Regions from separate parts of the Mus musculus genome. Here region 2 is linked to region 1. The links are chromatin loops, found by intact Hi-C in ENCODE. Cell type or tissue: heart. All regions are shown on one strand. Each heading gives the region's core, and the rest is flanking DNA. Links, peaks and the distances in the headings are about the cores only.

Region 1 (10,819 bases), core at 1,694-9,693:
ATAAAATCTTAAAAAAAGAAAAAGAAAAATTTCTAGCACACATGTTTTTCAAAAAGGCTAGTTAGGGTGGCACACCTCTATGATTAGAGACGACATTCAAGAATTATGAGTTCAAGGCCAGTTTATGCTACAAAATGAGATCTTGCCTCAAAAAATTAGAAAAAACAACAGGTAAAATAAAAGTTATAATTGCCAGTTATGCTACAAAGTGAGATCTTGCCTCAAAAAAAATTAAAAAGGAAAAACAACAGGTGAAATAAAAGTTATAATTCCACCAAATAACTACACAAAATTATTAATAAGATATTTTCTTCTCCTAATTCTAAGACTTTACAGTTGAATGTGTGTTCAGCATATCCCAAGTGTTCCACAGCCACATGCAGCACATGTATGGGAGAAGCTCTCTGGGATAGCATAGGAAGGAGAGTTTCTAGGAGAGCTAGTCTTCCAGAGTACCAGGTGTTAGCATTTTGTCTGAGCTTTACCCCACAGTTACCCAGCAACACCCAGGTGTGCCTGACTCACTATAAAAGGGGCTACTTGCTCACTCCACTCTCACTTGCTCTTACCTTCTTGCTCCTGCTCTGTCCCCTCATCTCTCTCTCTCTCTCTCTCTCTCTCTCTCTCTCTCTCTCTCTCTCTCTCTCCCTCCCTCCCCCTCCCTCCCTCCCTCCCTCCCTCTCTCTCTCTCTCTACCTTTCCCCTAGCCCACCCACTTCTCTCTCTGCCCTTTTTCTGACTCTCCTTCCCTCCCAACTCCCCTCCCGAATGCCCTGAATTAACTATTCTATACTATACCATCATGTGGCTGGTCCTTCTAGGGGAAGGGATGCTTTAGCATGGGCCCGAGAAGGCACCCCCTTCTGCCATACCTACCTGACTACACATCCACCAAAACATATTCCTGCTATTCTTTATCCTTTTATAAACACAACATCAGGGAGGACATTTTAAAAGTACAAGGGAAGGCTTGCAAGATGGCTCATCCTATAAAGGTACTCGCCTCAAAGCCTTAGGACCTGAATCCAATATCTGGGTCCCACATGGGAAAAGGAGAGATCTAATTCCCAAAAGTTGTTCTTTAACCTCCTAATGTGCACCTACACTTGCAAATACACAAATTAACAAATGCAATTAAAAAGACTGAAGGAAATAATAGAGATGGAGAGACTTGCCTAACTTTGGGGTGATTTCCAGGGAATAGACCAGATAAAGATGATTCCCCGTGCATAGGGAAGAATACTGAGGAGGATTCAGGTAGATATAAGCTAGTCAAGTTTTATTAAAAGACAAACATGGAATTAAATAAAAGAATAGTCTTGGTTTTCCAAGCTGAAAACCAGCTCCAACCTGGAGCAGGATAGGAATAGAGGTGAAAGCCAAAGGTGACTCTAACTCCCATGAGTGTGTAACCCTAAAGGGAAAGGCAGACTCTGAAGTCAATATGCATAGTGACTTCCTGGGTTTGAGCTCACTCCCAGCCACTGTTCTGCAAACGAAAGAATTTTGTGTACATAAAGTGCTTTGTTCATTGTCAGGCTCATAAACATTCATGGGTTATTCCTTAAAGAAAGGACTGTGAAGATGAGCTATGGGAGGGAGGAAATCCCTCATCTCACAGTATCATTAATGTTGAAAACTTGACCCCTCAGTGAGTGAAGGGGACTTAGTGCACACCAGGACATCTGCCTTCCTGTTGGGGGACAATCAGATTCTTTTATCAAAATATGTATTACTCATTTTTAAAGCCATCTCATTCGTTATATATTTAGCATGAGTACATGTTATGTTCCATAATTCAGTTTTTTTGTTGTTGTTTTGTTTTGTTTTTATTTTACCATGAGTATGGGCTTCCAGTGGCTTCATAGATGTGAACATGGCTCTCATTGGACATGCAAGTCAGAGATTGGTAGACAATTTAAAATTAAGTTTCCCCAATAGTGCCATCACCACCAGGGAGATTGGACACTGACTGTCCCATATTCTATTAAAACATATTAATTTTAGGCCAGTGTTTTTATGACCCAACTTCCCACTACCCCCAAAGGCTTTCTTTTCTACTCTTCATTTGTGTGTGTGTGTGTGTGTGTGTGTGTGTGTGTGTGTGTGTGTGTCAGCTATTGCTTCATTTTCCAAGGCATTTATGGATGCCTCTCAATCAGCTGTTTCAAGCAGTCTAGGCTTTTCTATGACCATTGTGAACATGGGAAAATTATTTCTTAGGAGTAGTGTAGGAAGACACAAAAGCATTTCACACTAAAATAAATAGTTATTTGATGATACAGCCTATAAATATCAGTGCGTTCAAATCCTTTTATGGATACTGACTCCTCAATATTCCATGCAAATAGAAGACTTTATTAAAGAAGAAGGTTTCCCACATACCAATTCTCTATTAACTCCATGGTGACCTTGCTGGGCTATTGGAAAGATCATATTCTTCTAATACAAAAACTAAAGCCAGAACACTTGAATAACTTGATCCAGGCCACACAGCTGATACCTAACATAACCATCCTCCAGTGTTCATCTCTCTGTGACATCTTCACAAGTAGAAGCTATAACTTTAACTATATCCTCTCTTTATGGGTGTGCTCCCAGTTCTAGGAACTGCAATCCTTACAATTTCAGACCACAGTAAGTCTCAAGGTCTTTATGCCCTAGGAATCTTGGTAAGGGTAGGGCATGGGGACCATGGATTTGTTGGGTATGTGGTGGCAGGCACTGGTGTTTCTTTCTCTCTTGTTTTTAATGGTCCAGGTGGGACTCTATGGTGTTATCTATCCCTGTTCCCCATCATGATGCACAAAACTACTCCAAACATACTGAAGCAGATCAAGTGTTACACACGTCTAATCCAGCTCCAGGCTATTCCAACACGCATCTCAGAATCCACCCACAATGTTGATCCTGCCAATCCATGAGCATGGGAGATCTTTCCATCTTCTGAGATCTTCCTTAATTTCTTTCTTCAGAGATTTGAAGTTTTTATCATACAGATCTTTCACTTCCTTAGTTAGAGTCACGCCAAGATATTTTATATTATTTGTGACTATTGAGAAGGGTGTTGTTTCCCTAATTTCTTTCTCAGCCTGTTTATTCTTTGTATAGAGAAAGGCCATTGACTTGTTTGAGTTTATTTTATATCCAGCTACTTCACCGAAGCTGTTTATCAGGTTTAGGAGTTCTCTGGTAGAATTTTTAGGGTCACTTATATATACTATCATATCATCTGCAAAAAGTGATATTTTGACTTCCTCTTTTCCAATTTGTATCCCTTTGATCTCCTTTTGTTGTCGAATTGCTCTGGCTAATACTTCAAGTACTATGTTGAAAAGGTAGGGAGAAAGTGGGCAGCCTTGTCTAGTCCCTGATTTTAGTGGGATTGCTTCCAGCTTCTCTCCATTTACTTTGATGTTGGCTACTGGTTTGCTGTAGATTGCTTTTATCATGTTTAGGTATTGGCCTTGAATTCATGATCTTTCCAACACTTTTATCATGAATGGGTGTTGGATCTTGTCAAATGCTTTTTCTGCATCTAACGAGATGATCATGTGGTTTTTGTCTTTGAGTTTGTTTATATAATGGATTACATTGATGGATTTTCGTATATTAAACCATCCCTGCATCCCTGGAATAAAACCTACTTGGTCAGGATGGATGATTGCTTTAATGTGTTCTTGGATTCGGTTAGCGAGAATTTTATTGAGGATTTTTGCATCGATATTCATAAGAGAAATTGGTCTGAAGTTCTCTATCTTTGTTGGGTCTTTCTGTGGTTTAGGTATCAGAGTAATAGTGGCTTCATAAAATGAGTTGGGTAGAGTACCTTCTACTTCTATTTTGTGAAATAGTTTGTGCAGAACTGGAATTAGATCTTCTTTGAAGGTCTGATAGAACTCTGCACTAAACCCATCTGGTCCTGGGCTTCCAGGGATCCACCCCATAATCAGCATCCAAACGCTGACACCATTGCATACACTAGCAAGATTTTATTGAAAGGACCCAGATGTAGCTGTCTCTTGTGAGACTATGCCGGGGCCTAGCAAACACAGAAGTGGATGCTCACAGTCAGCTAATGGATGGATCATAGGGCTCCCAATGGAGGAGCTAGAGAAAGTAGCCAAGGAGCTAAAGGGATCTGCAACCCTATAGGTGGAACAACATTATGAACTAACCAGTACCCCGGAGCTCTTGACTCTAGCTGCATATATATCAAAAGATGGCCTAGTCGGCCATCACTGGAAAGAGAGGCCCATTGGACTTGCAAAGTTTATATGCCCCAGTACAGGGGAACACCAGGGCCAAAAAGGGGGAGTGGGTGGGCAGGGGAGTGGGGGTGGGTGGATATGGGGGACTTTTGGTATAGCATTGGAAATGTAAATGAGCCAAATACCTAATAAAAAATGGAAAAAAAAAAAAAGAATCCACCCACAAAGGCCCAAGAAGGGAAAGTGTCCTCTGCTCTACCCCACACCCAGCACCCAGCACCCAGCTTCCCTGTTCCATGTGCTATTGAACAGCGTTCTCATGAAAGTCCTTAGGAAACTGCTCTTCTCTCTTTGCTTTCTCTCATGGCCTCCTCTTCCAGCAATCAAGTCAGAAAACCCAGGTCCTCCCAATGACCCCATGTTCAAACACAGGTGACCTTCTTTAGAGTGAGTTATTTTTCTGGATATCTTTAACTATATCCATAGACTCCACTGGACCCACCTTACCTATTCTCCCACAGCTAGACAAATCTGCAGTTTAGAGTTTTAGATGATCAAGACAAGAATTCCAAAGTTGACACTGACCCATTCTTTCTCAGTTACCTTTTGTGAATATCTATTGAGTCAAAACCAGACTGTTCTGTCTGAATATCAAAGTTCTTTGCTAACTATTGACTCAATCTTTCCCTCTCATGCCTCCCACTTTGGACACCAGAGATAGCTGGATACTATGGGTATTTTCTACAAGCATCATTAAGTTATTTGAGTGAATGACAAACTAAGGGGAAAAGATTATATTTCCTAGTATCTTTCTAGATGTTTCTATTACTAAGTAAAATATTTTTTCTAAGCTCCAAAGCTGCTACTTGTTATCCCTGTTGTTTTCACCTTTAAAAGTTTCTTCCTTCTCAACATGAGTAACATTTCTGACAGGGGATTAAGAGAGTGTTCATTATTACAGAAGCAAAGGCTTTTATAATAGCATGGAGTTAATGTTTAACCAACCAGACCTCAAGCAAAACTCCATGCTGGAAACTCATCATTGGAGAGCACTATGGTAACTTAAGTTTAGTCCATAAAAGGAAATATAGATACTTGTAAACACACAGAGGTACCTGGAAAAAGAATTTGAACTCTGAACATTAGTGCAAGTAGCTTTATGTGGCCATGTGGTATTTTAAGAATGAGTCATGAGAATTGCATCTTCAGAGAGGATATGACCAAATTGAAAAAAAAAAGTCAGCACTCACTTCCTTTTTGGAGAGACTTCAAGAAGGAAATTGTGTTTCCAATACTCTTTTGCTATGAAGAGGAAGAAGCTGAGGTTTGTGGAAGGTGATGAGTTATATACAGCTCCCACTTCCGGATTTGAGACCAACTGAGAAATATATACAAGCGCAGGAAAGATATCACAATAAACACTCCACTGATAGCAAAAATATTAAGTTGAAGAACATGTCCTGGATCCCAAATTGCCTTCTTATTTTCACTATACTTTAATTTTTAATAGAACTTTCTGGTCCTAGGCAAATCAGCAGGAGAAAGTCAAGTCTCTATGGAAGAAGGAGAAACCTATAAATGACCAGCAAGCAGTTTTCAGAGAAGGAACAGACAGAATGACCCTCATGCCTGTTCCCCACCCCGTCCATCAGATAAGCTGCAAATTAATTAGCCAACTCTTTGTAAAGAGCCAAATGTTGAATATTTTAGACTATGTTCTTTGTCCCTATTCTTAGCTCCACAGTGGTTGCATGAGAACCAGCTGTGAATATGATGCATGTAAGGAACAGAGGTAGCTGTTGGGTTATTCTGCTGGAGCTGCCTCAACTAAAACTCTGGAGCCTAGCTGGCTTCCACAACAGAAACGGATGGATCCATACTTCTGTAATCTGGAAGTCTGAGAGCAAGGTACACGTAGGATTGGTTCCTTCTGAGAAGTAAGACAGACTCCTCCCTGAACTCCTCTTCCAGCTTCTGTAGCTCCTGGGTAATTTCCATTCCTCCCTGGCTTGTGGGATCATCCTGCAGATTTCTGCCTTTGCTTACATTTTGCCATTCTTCCTGTGTCTAGTGTTCTCTTTAGTATTGTCTTGATGTGAGCACTAGTCATACTGGATTAGAAGCCTACTTTAGTGTGACTAATATTTATGGGTTACAATGGTTCATTTAAAAGTTCAGCTCACATTTTGAATTGCTTGTGGTTAGGACTTTAGTGCACAGATTTTGAAATGGAGCCAAAAGTGTTCATCCATTCCTTACTTACCTTTAAGGAGACAAATACCAGTGGGGATGTGAAGACTGGAATACTAAATGTGTCCTGTCAGAGAGTTGAGAGGACCCTGGCCAGCTGGGAGGCCCTATTCTCGGTGGGAGGCATTGGCCAGAACTTTCCGTTGTGTATGAAGTGGTCCAATGGCAGATGTGAGTGTAGTAAGAAAAAAAAAAACAAAATTATAGAGGTAAAGAAAGAAACTTATGAATGGAGAAGAAAGTACAACACACTGGATTTATTTAAGGTTAATTAAAAGCCTCAGGTCACCCTAGAAAAATTAGCAGGATCATGGTGATTAAGCATGGAAATAAATCCCTCTGTAGGCATTATAACCAGAAGGCAAAGCAGAAGTCCAGGCAGCTAGGAACATCTGGGCTGCAATGGAAGGTATAGGAGGAAAACAACGCTTTAAAACAGCAACAAAAATCTTTTGTGTTTTGTTTCTTTTTTTTTTTCTCTCTCTCTCTAAGAGTTCTAACTCTTGTCTAAGAGTTGGGCTGGTGAGATGGCTGTAAGCCAGTAAGAGCACTGATTGCTCTTCCGAAGGGCCTAAGTTCAAATTCCAGCAACCACCCATGAGATCTGACGCCCTCTTCTGGTGTGTCTGAAGACAGCAACAGGGTACTTATTTATAATAATAAATATTTAAAAGAAAGAAGAATCTCTTGTTCCTAGAAGTTATTGTTTGTAGGCTCATATGGTACACATAATTCTTCAGGTAAAACCTTGATTCTTAGAGCAAAGTAGACCTCAAATGAAAATTTTTAGTGTAGTTCTTTCAGTCAGCTCCCTAACTGCAATTCTTAGTTGTCCCTGGTTGGTTTTGGTGGTTAATTGATGGTAGTTTGTTGTGTGGTTTTAATTGCCAGTGATTTTACATCACACACACACACAATCTTGAACTCAAATTTGCAAACAGCATCAACCCTAGTCTCCAATATGCAAGAATTATAGCTGTGTACCACTATTCTAATCCACTGTGCAATTTTAACTGTAAACCAAACCATCTTACTGTTAATGATGGATGAATCTCAAGAGACATGAGACCCTCCCTCTAAACCAGTGGTCTCAAGCTTCCTAATACTATGACCTTCTAATATAGTTCCACATGTTGTGGTGACCCCCAAATATAAAATTATTCTGTTACTTCATAACTGTAATTTTGCTAGTGTTATTAATCATAATGTCAATATCTGATATGCAGGACATCTGATATGCAGAATATCTGATATGTAACCCCAAAGGGGTCATGACCCACAGGTTGAGAGCTCTGGATTGTAATCTCCAAAGCATTCTCAAATATCAAGCTTCATAACTGAGAGTCAAAAAGTCTGTGTGTTCTCCACTCCATCAAAGTCTTCTTCCAAATTGCCTTGATAGAAGCTTTGTGAAGAGTCAGCTTTTTCTCTGTCATGAAGAGAGCCCGTGTGCATGTTGTGATGCTTTTATTGAGGAATCTTGATTATACTGGATGAAGAGCTAGATGGACTTTACTATCAGAAGCAGGATCACCTGGCAAAGCCTTTCTTTTAATATAAGCACACCAAAGAACTCTTTAATATCCATTTTGTTTTTTTATTTCAGCAGATGAAGACAAACCCTCTATTGCACTGGATTGAAAATCCAACCTAAGACTTGCATTCGACTTCTGATCCCATTCCTTTATTATTACTATTCAGACCTTTTAATTTTTAACTTCTTTCAGGTTTTATCACTTGGTACTTCTAAGAAATGTAGAGCTCTTTGAGTATAAACTAGATACAATTACAAATAACAAATTATGGTCCCCCATCATTTGATCCAAGCAGATTACTTCCTAATTCAGGTCTTCACAACTTTTGCCATATTTTAATGCTATTCCAGGCTACAGTGACTCCCCCAATTATTTCTCTTCTTTTTAGTCTTTGTTGTTTATTTTTTTTAAGATTTATTTATTTTATGTATATGAGTACACTATAGGTTTCTTCAGACACACCAGAAGAGGACATCGGATCCCATTTCAGATCGTTGTGAGCCACCATGTGGTTGCCGGGAATTGAATTCAGGGACCCTTGGAAGAGCAGTCAGTGCTCTTAACTGCTGAGACATCTCTCCAGTTCTCCCTAATCCCAACCCATCTAAAGCTATGAGTCAGATCTAGGAACTCAAACTTTCCATTATTTCTCTGCTTCAATAAGCTGGATGTTGGCTCCATTTAGGGAAGGCCATTCAGCAAAGGCGACCAGCAGCGGTTCTGGCTTTATGTTATATCAGAAGCTGAAATTCTTAGTTAAATAAAAATGCAGAAGTGCATTTTTTCAGTAGCCCCAACCTAGCTTCCCAGAGCCTTTATTGGTTGGCTTTGGCCATGTGACCTTCCTTGGCCTTAATAGGACTGAAGAAACAGTACCCAGACATATTCCAATTAGGTGCCCATTCTTGAAGAAAAAAAAAAAAAAAAGAACAACAACAGAGTTTCCAGTTAGAATCTAGGCTGAACAAAATATGAGTTAAATACCTCTCTCATTGTTTCTACCCCTTGACTGCCTGACATTCATTAACATCTTGTAATGTATTTCCAAAAACTTTCAAGAACTGCTCTTACTAATAAAGTACAAATATCCATCTACCTTGCAGAATGCCTTCTCTTTGTCCCCTTTGAAAACAGATTACTCTTAAGGATCACCTCCTTCCCTCTTTCCACTTTATTTACAGAATCTCTAAGTTGAATCATTTTTCTCTGTTAGGTCTAAATGTAGTTTTAGCTAAAGAGTCCCTGTAACACTGACACTTCACAGAGGCATCACAGCAATAAAGCAGCCATTTGGGAGAGAACAGGTAAAGCCATGAGCTTACTTTTATAGCTATTGTCAAAGTGCTTCTGGGCAAGAAGAGCAGGGAGTTGCTTGTTTAACATGGCCTGTGGCCCTTCCCTGTTTTCTGGGAGGACTATCTTTTCCATTGTCCAGCAAAGCCAGTTAACAGATGGTCCTAGAACACGTGAGAAAACAAATCAGTTCCTTCTTCCAGTAGGTATAACTTTTGGGGAGGAAGATTGAAAGTTCTGCCATTCACAGGTACTTTTTTGGGGGGGAGGGTATTTATTACATTTACATTTTCAATGCTATCCCAAAAGTCCCCCACACATTCCCCCACTCACTCCCTACCCACCCATTCCCACTTCTTGGCCCTGGCGTTCCCCTATACTGAGGCATATAAAGTTTGCATGACCAATAGGCCTCTCTTTCCACTGATGGCCGACTAGGATATCTTCTGATTAATATGCAGCTAGACACACGAGCTCCGGGGGGCGGGGAAGGTATTGGTTAGTTCATATTGTTCCACCTATAGGATTGCAGATCCCTTCAGCTCCTTGGGTACTTTCTCTAGCTCTTCCATTGCGGGCCCTGTGATCCATCCAATACCTGACTGTGAACATCCACTTCTGTGTTTGTCAGGCCCCGGCATAGTCTCACAAGAGACAGCTATATCTGGGTCCTTTCAGCAAAATCTTGCTAGTGTATGCAATGGTGTCAGCGTTTGGAAGCTGATTATGGGATGGATCCCCAGATATGGCAGTCTCTAGATGGTCCATCCTTTTGTCTCAGCTCCAAACTTTGTCTCTGTAACTCCTTCCATGGGGTTTTGTTCCCAATTCTAAGAAGGGCAAAGTGTCCACACTTTGGTCTTTGTTTTCCTTGAGTTTCATGTGTTTAGCAAATTGTATCTTATATCTGGGTATTCTAAGTTTCTGGGCTAATATCCACTTATCAGTGAGTACATATTGTGTGAGTTCTTTTGTGATTGGGTTACCTCACTCAGGATGATGACCTCCAGGTCCATGCATTTGCCTAGGAATTTCATAAATTCATTCTTTTTAATAGCTGAGTAGTATTCCATTGTGTAAATGTACCACATTTTCTGTGTCCATTCCTCTGTTGAGGGTCATCTGGGTTCTTTCCAGCTTCTGGCTATTATAAATAAGGCTGCTATGAACATAGTGGAGCATGTGTCCTTCTTACCGGTTAGAACATCTTCTGGATATATGCCCAGGAGAGGTATTGCTGGATCCTCCAGTACTACTATGTCCAATTTTCTGAAGAACTGCCAGACTGATTTCCAGAGTGGTTGTACAAGCTTGCAATCCCACCAACAATGGAGGAGTGTTCCTCTTTCTCCACATCCTCCCAAGCATCTACTGTCACCTGAATTTTTGATCTTTGCCATTCTGACTGGAGTGAAGTGGAATCTCAGGGTTGTTTTGATTTGCATTTCCCTGATGATTAAGGATGTTGAACATTTTTTCAGGTGTTTCTCAGCCATTCGGTATTCCTCAGGTGAGAATTCTTTGTTTAGC
Region 2 (10,819 bases), core at 1,758-9,757, 81 kb after region 1:
CCCAAAGAAAATGCATATAGTGGATGGGCATGGGGGCACATGCCTTTAATACGGAAGGCAGAGAGGAGGCTCACTGGAAGTTTAAGGTCAGTCTGATCTACATAGTAAGTTCAAAGGTAGCTAGGGGTATATAGCAAAGATCTGATTGAATAAATAAGTCCAAGATGATGTTGGAACTTGTAACTGTGTGCTTGTGATGACAGAAGCACTTTCTATATTTTACATAAATAAGTTAGACTATAACATACATATATACATACATACATACATACATACATACATACATACATACATACATAGAGAGAAGGGGGAAGGGGAAAGAGGACGGGGTGGGAAAAGGGAGGGGAAGGGAGGAGGAAGAGGAAGAGAGGGAGAGAGAGCAACCAAGCTCTCATATACATACAATAAAAAGTTAAACAATAACAACAAAGAGCCTTCCTTCTTTGTTCTGCACAGACTTATCATAGCACTGGTCATAGACTATTAAATAATGTGCCTTTAGGAATTATGTCCTTAACCGAATCCAAGAACACATTAAAGCAATCATCCATCCTGACCAAGTAGGTTTTATTCCAGGGATGCAGGGATGGTTTAATATACGGAAATCCATCAACGTAATCCATTATATAAACAAACTCAAAGACAAAAACCACATGATCATCTCCTTAGATGCGGAAAAAGCATTTGACAAGATTCAACACCCATTCATGATAAAAGTCTTGGAAAGATCAGGAATTCAAGGCCCATACCTAAACATGATAAAAGCAATCTACAGCAAACCAGTAGCCAACATCAAAGTAAATGGTGAGAAGCTGGAAGCAATCCCACTAAAATCAGAGACTAGACAAGGCTGCCCACTTTCTCCCTACCTATTCAACATTGTACTTGAAGTCCTAGCCAGAGCAATTTGACAACAAAAGGAGATCAAGGGGATACAAATTGGAAAAGATGAAGTCAAAATATCACTTTCTGCAGATGATATGATAGTATATATAAATGACCCTAAAAATTCAACCAGAGAACTCCTAAACCTGATAAACAGCTTTGGTGAAGTAGCTGGATATAAAATTAACTCAAACAAGTCAATGGCCTTTCTCTACACAAAGAATAAACAGGCTGAGAAAGAAATTAGAGAAACAACACCCTTCTCAATAGTCACAAATAATATAAAATATCTTGGCGTGACTCTAACTAAGGAAGTGAAAGATCTGTATGATAAGAACTTCAAGTCTCTGAAGAAAGAAATTAAAGAAGATTTCAGAAGATGGAAAGAGCTCCCATGCTCATGGATTGGCAGGATTAACATTGTAAAAATGGCTATCTTGCCAAAAGCAATCTACAGATTCAATCCAATCCCCATCAAAATTCCAACTCAATTCTTCAACGAATTAGAAAGAGCAATCTCCAAATTCATCTGGAATAACAAAAAACCTAGGATAGCAAAAACTCTTCTCAAGGACAAAAGAACCTCTGGTGGAATCACCATGCCCGACCTAAAGCTTTACTACAGAGCAATTGTGATAAAAACTGCATGGTACTGGTATAGTGACAGACAAGTAGACCAATGGAATAGAATTGAAGACCCAGAAATGAACCCACACATCTATGGTCACTTGATCTTCGACAAGGGAGCTAAAACCATCCAGTGGAAGAAAGACAGCATTTTCAACAATTGGTGCTGGCACAACTGGCGGTTATCATGTAGAAGAATGTGAATCGATCCATTCCTATCTCCTTGTACTAAGGTCAAATCTAAGTGGATCAAGGAACTTCACATAAAACCAGAGACACTGAAACTTATAGAGGAGAAAGTGGGGAAAAGCCTCGAAGATATGGGCACAGGGGAAAAATTCCTGAATAGAACATCAATGGCTTGTGCTGTAAGATCAAGAATTGACAAATGGGACCCCGTGAAACTGCAAAGCTTCTGCAAGGCAAAAGACACCGTCAATAAGACAAAAAGGCCACCAACAGATTGGGAAAGGTTCTTTACCTATCCTAAATCAGATAGGGGACTAATATCCAATATATATAAAGAACTCAAGAAGGTGGACTCCAGAAAATCAAATAACCCCATTAAAAAATGGGGCTTAGAGCTAAACAAAGAATTCTCACCTGAGGAATACCAAATGGCTGAGAAGCACCTGAAAAAAAAATGTTCAGCATCCTTAATCATCAGAGAAATGCAAATCAAAACAACCTTGAGATTCCATCTCACACCAGTCAGAATGGCTAAGGTCAAAAATTCAGGTGACAGCAGATGCTGGCGAGGATGTGGAAAAAGGGGAACACTCCTCCATTGTTGGTGGGATTGCAGGCTTGTACAACCACTCTGGAAATCAGTCTGGCAGTTCCTCAGAAAATTGGACATAGTACTACCGGAGGATCCAGCAATACCTCTCCTGGGCATATATCCAGAAGATGTCCCAACTGGTAAGAAGGACACATGCTCCACTATGTTTATAGCAGCCTTATTTATAATAGCCAGAAGCTGGAAAGAACCCAGATGCCCCTCAACAGAGGAATGGATACAAAAAATGTGGTACATTTACACAATGGAGTACTACTCAGCTATTAAAAGGAATGAATTTATGAAATTTCTAGGCAAATGGTTGGACCTGGAGGGCATCATCCTGAGTGAGGTAACACAATCACAAAAGAACTCAAATGATATGTACTCACTGATAAGTGGATATTGGCCCAGAAACTTAGTATACCTGAGATATAAGATACAATTTGCAAAACACATGAAACTGAAGAATAACGAAGACCAAAGTGTGGACACTTTGCCCCTTCTTAGAATTGGAAACAATCACCCATGAAAGTAGTTGCAGAGACAAAGTTTGGAGCTGAGACAAAAGGATGGACCATCTAGAGACTGCCATATCCAGGGATCCATCCCATAATTAGCCTCCAAACGATGACACCATTGCATACACTAGCAAGATTTTGCTGAAAGGACCCTGATATAGCTGTCTCTTGTGAGGCTATGCCGGGGCCTAGCAAACACATAAGTGGATGCTCACACTTATGGATGGAGCACAGGGCCCCCAATGGAGGAGCTAGAGAAAGTATCCAAGGAGCTAAAGAGATCTGCAACCCCGTAGGTGCAACAACATTATGAACTAACCAGTACCCCGGAGCTCTTGGCCCTAGCTGCATATGTATCAAAAGATGGCCTAGTCAGCCATCACTGGAAAGAGAGGCCCATTGGACATGCAAACTTTATATGCCCCAGTAGAGGGGAACGCCAGGGCCAAAAAGTGGGAATGGGTGGGTAGGGGAGTGGGGGGGGGGAAGGGTATGGGGGACTTTTGGGATAGCATTGGAAATGTAATTGAGGAAAATACATAATATAAAAATATTTTTTTAAAAAAAGGAATTATGTCCTTGAGTATAAGGAGCTTATTGTATTCCTTTTCCATTCTTGGCCCTTAGCAGAGAACATGGCACTAAATGCCAATAAATGGTGTTCAAATGAAGTGGAACCAAACCTTCCCCCAGCTCATTGTGACATCCTCTGATTACATAAACGCTGCCATAGCAGAGTTAGTTAATGTACATGCCCAGGACTAGAGTTGCTACATCATATGTGTTGTGAATCTACTTTTGGGGAGGAGGTCTTTACTGCCTTTCATAGTGACTAAACCATTTTATACTCTCACTATGCATGCATAGAATTCCAGCTTTATCACACCCTCACCAACACTTACCATCTTCTGATTTTAATAATAGTAGTTGAGTGCATGAGGCCATTATGGGTTTTACCTGAATTTTTGTAGCGATAATAATCTTAATCTTAGCAATAAGCATCTTTTTGTGTACTTGTTGGCCATTTACATCTCTCTAGATCTGTATCTCTCGACCTTCTGGCTGAGACCCTTGGGGGTAAAGCAGCTCTTTCACAGCGGTCACATATCAAATATTTATATTATGATTTATGACAGTAGCAAAATTACAGTTATAAAGCAGCAATAAAAATAATTTTGTGGTTAGAGGTCACTACAACATGAGGAACTGTATTAAAGGGGTGCAGATTTAGAAAGGTTCAGAACCACTGTTCTACATGAATGTTTATTAAATCTTTTGTTTAGGGGGATGATTTTGTTGTTGAATTGAAGGGGTTCTTCATGTGTCAGACATACTTTACAGACATTTCCTGGCACTGTGTAGGGTTCTGCATAGTTCTAATGGTAACCTTTGATAGAATAAGCAGTTTATTTTATAACTGCTAACACAGGAATTTTCTAACATAGAAATTTGCAATGCTCTTTGGACTCTCTCCACCTTTATATGATTTTATTTTAATTATGTATATGTGGATATGAGAGATGTGTGAGTGTATGCAACAGTGCCCACCAAGACCAGAAGAGGGCATAGATCTACCTGGAGCTGGAGTTGCAGGTGGTTTTGAACCACCCAATGTGGCATCTGGGAACTGAACTTGGATTCTCTGAAAGAACAGTACACAGCCCTAATTACTGAGCCAACTCTCCAGCCCAATATTTATATTTTTAATCTAATTCAAAAATAATGATGCATCGCTGTGCTTAAGCTGATGACAAAGTCTGACAAAATATAAAATAAGTTCGCTTTGAAGTTGTCAGCTATCAAGTCCAGAACTGAAGAAGTCCAAATATAACGGATCACACCCCCCGCCCCCCCCCCTCCCGCTCAAGTTTTGTCAGGGGAGACAAAGGAAACTGCAAACATGTGTACTGACAACCGCTTGCCATTGTCCTTGGGTTTTGAATCACGACTCTTCTACAAAGAGCCTTTGGATATTCCTGTTTTCCAGCAAGAAAGAGATGAAAAAAATTACTTATGGGGCAAGCATACGAACATTTCCATTGCTGAATTTAGCTAGGAGCTGTTCCATGGTCAAAAGATGAAAGAAAGCGAGTCTGAAGGAAGACTCGGGAAGGGTGTTTATAAGGATGCATGATGTACCCTGAGCGCTGGGTCCTGCTGGGTCCTGCTGGGTCCTGCTGGGTCCTGCTGGGTCCTGCTGGGTCCTGCTGGGTCCTGCTGGGTCCTGCTGGGTCCTGCTGGGACCTGCTGGTCTCTGCCGCTAGAGACATCAGTGAGCCCATAGCTGTGAGGCTTTAACAAGGAAGAGCTTGTGGGTTTTCGCAGTTTCTGAATCGTGTCGTCTGGCTATTGGATGGTCCAGGAAAGCACCAGAAGCTTGCCTTTGCAGTCTTTTTGTTTCTACCCCCTTCAGCGCTCTGACTTATTTTTAGTTCTATGGTTTTCTCCCACAAGTTACCATCAGGTCACGGAGTCATATGGGTTGTACTCTGCTGTCACGGTGTCCTCTGTACACAGAGCGTAATGGAAACTCTGATCACCCTAGATGGTGCCATTTGAAAGGATTACATTAAAACTCTGTTGAGCCATTGCCGCAGTGTCCTAACAAAGGGTCTGTTTATGCTATATATATATATATATTTTTTAACAATAGACATTCAGACAAGAGAAAGTCATTTGGAAGGCGCTTGAAATTGCCTTCCTGATGTCAATTTTATTCTGAATTGTAAAACAGTTCAAAAGAATGAGTCAAATAGAAATTTTAGTGCAAAACATTACTACTTCATGACTGTAGTTCACCAACAGAATTTCCATCGGGTTAATACAGACGGGAATTAATAATGGTTCATTCATGCACATACGTAGGCGTACTTGAAGGGTGTATGTGGGAACATTAACCACAGTCATATCTAGCTTTTTTGCCATGAGTCCCTCTTGACTCAGACTCTGACTTCTGATGAGTGATCCACTTGGAATGAACTCTTTGTGGCCTTTCAGACACACTAAACTGTCAAGTGTTCCTTCTTGTTCTTATCTAATGCTTCACGCTGCCTCACCCGACTCACCTCCAACTAAGCTGCTGCAGAATCGCTAACCTTTGTATCGCAAACTAACCTTTGTTTTGGGTCACTTATCTGATGAGTTTATAGTAAAATTAAAAAGGCACTTGGAAGAAGACAGCTTTCAATGGCACAACAGATGCTGCAGTAGAGCGGTCCCTGATCCCTGAGTTCTTACCCTTGGCTACCCCTGGAAAGCTACATAATGTCAGGTCAGCCCATCAAACTCACTATCACTCAGTGTTTTCTTCCTTTGCAATGAGAAACATGACAGAACTTGTATGGTTTCAAATATATTTTCACGGTGGAGGTCCCAATTTCAATTTAAATTTGTACATACTGATATTTTCTATTTCCAAGCTAAAAATTGAGATGTTGTAGTCGTAAAGACTTTATCTCCATTCAAATTCCAGTTAAAGCTCAAAGAAACGTAAAACAAAAGGCCCAGTCTCAGAAACAACTGCCACCTTTTATATTCAATATACAACCAATCAAAAGCTCAAGACCAACAGATGCACGCACCTTACCTTCTTTTTGAAACTTCAAATGCTCTTTTACTATTAGTGTTTAGTTTCTTTTCACATCAATAGTTCCATAAATCAAGTATGATGATGGAAGTGACATTTTGTTTCTCTTCCAAATGTTGGCATTCTCTTCACTTCAAATTTTGCAGTGAAAAAGAGCATTTGAAGTTTCAAAAAGATAAAGGATTTGCATGAAATCCTTAACAAGAGCAATCTAAAGTTAACACTTAGAACGTTGGAAATGCAGATACAAGGAGAACACTTGTTAGTTTTCCAGGAAGGGTGGAAGCATTAACAGAAGAGGAATCCAAGCAGATATGGGAAGGGAGGAGGCTTGCTTTTTCCGTAGTGCACACTCAGATATACCAGAGTTACCAGACAAGCTTTGATAGCACTGAAAAATGTCCATGATCAGGGCACTGCTGTTGCAGAAGGGAGATGGCCTGTTGGGAAGCCATCTGATAGTGGTTATCATATTTCATGACCAGTTTATCTAAACGTGGAGTGAAACTTTTGGACAGATATTTATATGAAACCATTTCTTTGGGATTATTCTCATAATGGTTTAAGATATCACATATGAAGAGATACCATGACCACAGCATCTCTTATAAAGAAAAGCATTTAATTGGGGCTGGCTTACAGTTCAGAGGTTTAGTCTATTATCATCATGGTGAGAAGCACAGTAGTATGCAAGTAGACATAGTGCTAGATAGGGGCTGAGTTCTACATCTGTTTCCTCAGACAGCAGAAGAGTGAGCTACTGGGCCTAGGTTGAGATCCTGAAACCTCAAAGCCCAACCCAGTGATAGATACATTTAACAGGACCATACCTATTCCAACAAGGTCATATCTCCTAATAGGGTCACTCCCTATGAGCCTATGGGGTCCATTTTCATTCAAACCACCACAAGGATGACACAGCAGCTGAAATTCAAATTAGGTAAAATGATGTAAGCAATTTTTCATGCTGTTTTAATTCTTGCGCTTCTCTGAAACTAAGCAAACCAACAGACATTATTTCCAGCTATTCAAACCAGAGGCATGACATTGTCATTTGAAATTCAATGGAAGAAAAAGCTTCCTACAATACTCAAATTCATTCCTACTTCCAGGAGAGTCCAAAGTGGTAAGCATAATTACTAGTACTAGATTAATTCAAAAGAGATGACTTGGTTGACAGTTAGCCGTGCCAGGTCCTGTTCCAGCCACTTTGTGACTATGAGCTTGTTTGGTCTCATAATCCTGAGAGGTGAGAGAAGATTATTACTCCTGTTTTACAGACAAGAACAGAACCTCCCAGGAAGCATCTCTAGCCTAGCAGAGCCCAACTGAGCAAGATCAGAGGCGTGTGTATGGCATCGCATATTCTGACGGGTCATCTTTTCAATACTGAACTGAAAATATGGGAGAATTTTAAAATTGTGAGTCTATCAATAACTCAAACCATCTAACGGATATTTACTGAGCGATGGCTATAGGCCAAGCACCAGGATCCTCTGTTCCCTTAATGACAAGGAACATTCAAAGAAAGGCAAGCATCTGCCATCTTCCTTCATAAAAATCCCTAAAGAAGACATATATGCTGGACATATATGGATTTGTGAACGTATGCATACATTTTTAAAATTATGTGATCCTTCGTTTTCTTCTCCACAGAGAAGGGCTTGGAGTAGTGAACAAAGTGAAAGAGGCAACAGTTGCCTGGAGGTCAAATCCTGTCCACAGGTTGTTTCCATTTGCTTTCAACAGATAAATTTGTTTCCAGACCATTAACTGCTCAGGATAGATGAATGCCTACCCATTTAGAAAACTTCCTTGAACGTGAGGGCTTTATTGGAGTAGGCCCGCCCATGTGTGCGTGTGTGTGTGTGTGTGTGTGTGTGTGTGTGTGTGTGTGTGTGTGATGTCAAGTGCACTGAAACAGAATCAAAATAATTTTGAAGGTATTTTAAAGGAAAAAAAAATGAGTGAGAGAGGTGTGCTTCATTGCCAAGGGCTAGCTTTATTTTAGCTCTGGAGATAAAATGGGTAGGATTGCATCTGCATCTGCATTTGCATCTGCGTCATCTGCAACACAGAGAAGAGCAGAGTGCCTGCCAAGCAGCAGCGCAGTGTTTGCAGAAGCTAGTAGACGTGGAGGAAAGTCCTTCAAGACTGTGCAGCTGAAGGGAAGCAAAGGTGCCCGTCCATCTCAGCATGATCAGATGAAAATGCAGAGTGTCAGTACAAATGTAGTGTGCATATGTAAAGTGAAAGTATTTATTTACTGTAGACTCCAGTTAAATCAGGCATCCGTGTCTGGCAACCCCACTTACATGCCAGCCCTGCTGGGCAGATAAGATAGCTTGTCATTAAGATGCCATTAGCTCTGTGTAGGGGTGTGTGTGTGTGTGTGTGTGTGTGTGTGTGTGTGTGTTGGTCTATCTGTGCCCCTCTATGTGTGTATGTGTAATTCTGTGTGTCTGTCTGTGCTTCTCTGTGGGGTGTGTCTCTCTCTGTGGGGGGGGGGGGTGTTTGCCAGTCTGTCTATCTGTGTGTGTAATTCTATGTGTCTGTCTGTGTCTCTCTGGTGTGTGTGTGTAATTCTGTGTATCTGTCTGTGTCTCTCTGTGGGCTGTGTGTGTGTGTGTGTCTATGTGTGTGTGTGTGTGTATTTCTGTGTGTCTGCCTGTGCCTCTCTGTGGGATGTGTGTGTGTCTGTTGGTCTGTCTGTGCCTCTCTGTGGGATGTGTGTGTGTCTGTTGGTCTGACTGTCTAGCTGTGCCTCTGTGTGTGTGTTGGGATGGAGTCAATAACATCTCTAACAGAGAACATTCAGGAGGTTCTTCTGTGGTTTAAAGATTCCCACCAAATTCATGTAAAACCTCATTCCTATTGTTGGGTAATAAGAGCTGAGACTACATTGGCCCTTTAAGAGGTCATTAGGCCATGAGAACTTTGTTGCTCAAGGATTAATGGGTTTACCCCCAAAGTAACCCCGTTACAAAGGCCAGTTTGACTCATCTCACCATCTGGATCCCTTTCACCATGTAATGCTTAGGCCATCTTGAGACTCATCAGCAATAACGCCCACAAGATACAAACTCCTCACCTTGGACTCTCTAACCACCAGTCCTCTATTTTCTTTATAAATCCCCCAGCCTATGGTACCACTCTGGCATTAGAAAATGGGCCAGAAGACCCTCCAGTTGGAGACTGGGGTGTCTCTTGTCTGCTAACCCATACATTCTTCCTGTGACGCTTGTGAGCTGCCTTCTCTGTCCACAGCCTCTACCTAATTGTGTCCAGAATGGCTCTCATTATCAAAGCTTTCTCTATTCTTAAGACTTTTCACAACACGGGTTCCTTAATACTTCTGTTGCTATCCCCAGAACCACGTGGAGAACCCAGGAAATCTTGGATGTCTAATAAACATTTACTGTGTGTGAGGTTCCCATGGCCTTTCCTGCCTGTTGTTTTAGCTGTTGCTTCCTTCTGAAAACAGTAAAGAGGAGACAGGATACATGTGTTCCCTCTTAGACCTCATTTCTTTTACTGTATAAAAGCACAGGAAGAAAAGCCCTGTTACATCAGTACCGCCGAGTTGCCTGCCTCCCACGGTGTCGGGTACATACGAGGTACACAAAGGTGAATGGTCCCATACACGAGATTGAGCTGCAGTTTTCAAATGCCATTTCATTGAACTTTACTTATGTTATAGAAACTGTGCAGGGCTGGGGGAAAGGCTCATTCCATTGCCACACAGCTGGGGACACACTGAAAAGAGCTGTCAGGGACTCCTAGGCGGAAGTGGGAGCAGATATTAGCCATGTTTGAAGTAGAAAGCCATGAAGTGTTTGAAGTAGAGAGCCGCCTGCAGCACCAAACAGGAGGAGGCAGAAAAGGAAACCCCAGACCTTGTTATCAGGAAGGGGAGGTGTTTTCTCACAGCTGCCTTTGGGCTCCTTTTCTAAGGGCCATATATCTGAAGTGACAGGATCACCTCATACTGTGTAAGAGGTTATGTTGTTCTTAAAGCCACAGAAAACAGCAAACCCTCTGAAGTGTAGCTTGACATGAAACGCCTACTACATGCCACTAAAGTACTGACAGCAGGCTGAGGGAAGTCACCAAGGAGAAGAGCCGAGTGTGCTCCCAAACGCTCTCTAATTGATTTACATTATATAACAAGGTAAAAGCTTACTAGACAGGTGGCCAGTTGTCACCTGACCTTGAACAAGAGCAGAAGCGACCAAGTGGACAGAAAGTTAACGGTAAAACTCTCCAGAAAACTAAATTGCAAAGAAAGGCTCTTGATGTGTGAGACAAATGTTATTGGTTTTCCTATCTGAATTCTTTCGTTTTAAACACTGCCCATCTCTGGAAAGGGATCCTTTGACTCCTTATCAATATCTACAGCAGTTTCCTGGGACGCAGCTCTCT

The links. Hi-C counts contacts between places; a loop is a spot of excess contacts. Peaks named below come from ENCODE experiments on the same cell type or tissue, not always from the same donor. Only the 100,000 strongest peaks of a DNase experiment are listed, where the experiment ranks them.
Region 2: it touches region 1 in a loop (1.8-fold over the local background); 1 of 42 quality-filtered maps calls a loop at or near these places.

What each region holds. Positions count from the first base shown.
Region 1 is chr5:151,327,939-151,338,757 of GRCm38, reverse strand. It overlaps a transcript of Stard13 not described here. Among named protein-coding and RNA genes, the nearest start is that of 1700028E10Rik, 35 kb to the left of the region's middle. In heart, for the core only: a CTCF peak has its summit at 5,575; no DNase peak of the experiment used is centred there.
Region 2 is chr5:151,246,788-151,257,606 of GRCm38, reverse strand. It overlaps 5430435K18Rik (a long non-coding RNA gene), which reads right to left and starts at 4,984. Exons shown (of 2, transcript XR_868755.2): 1 at 4,951-4,984. It also overlaps a transcript of Stard13 not described here. In heart, for the core only: CTCF peaks have their summits at 4,349 (motif pointing right) and 5,088; no DNase peak of the experiment used is centred there; H3K27ac peaks cover 1,384 bases; H3K27me3 peaks cover 321 bases.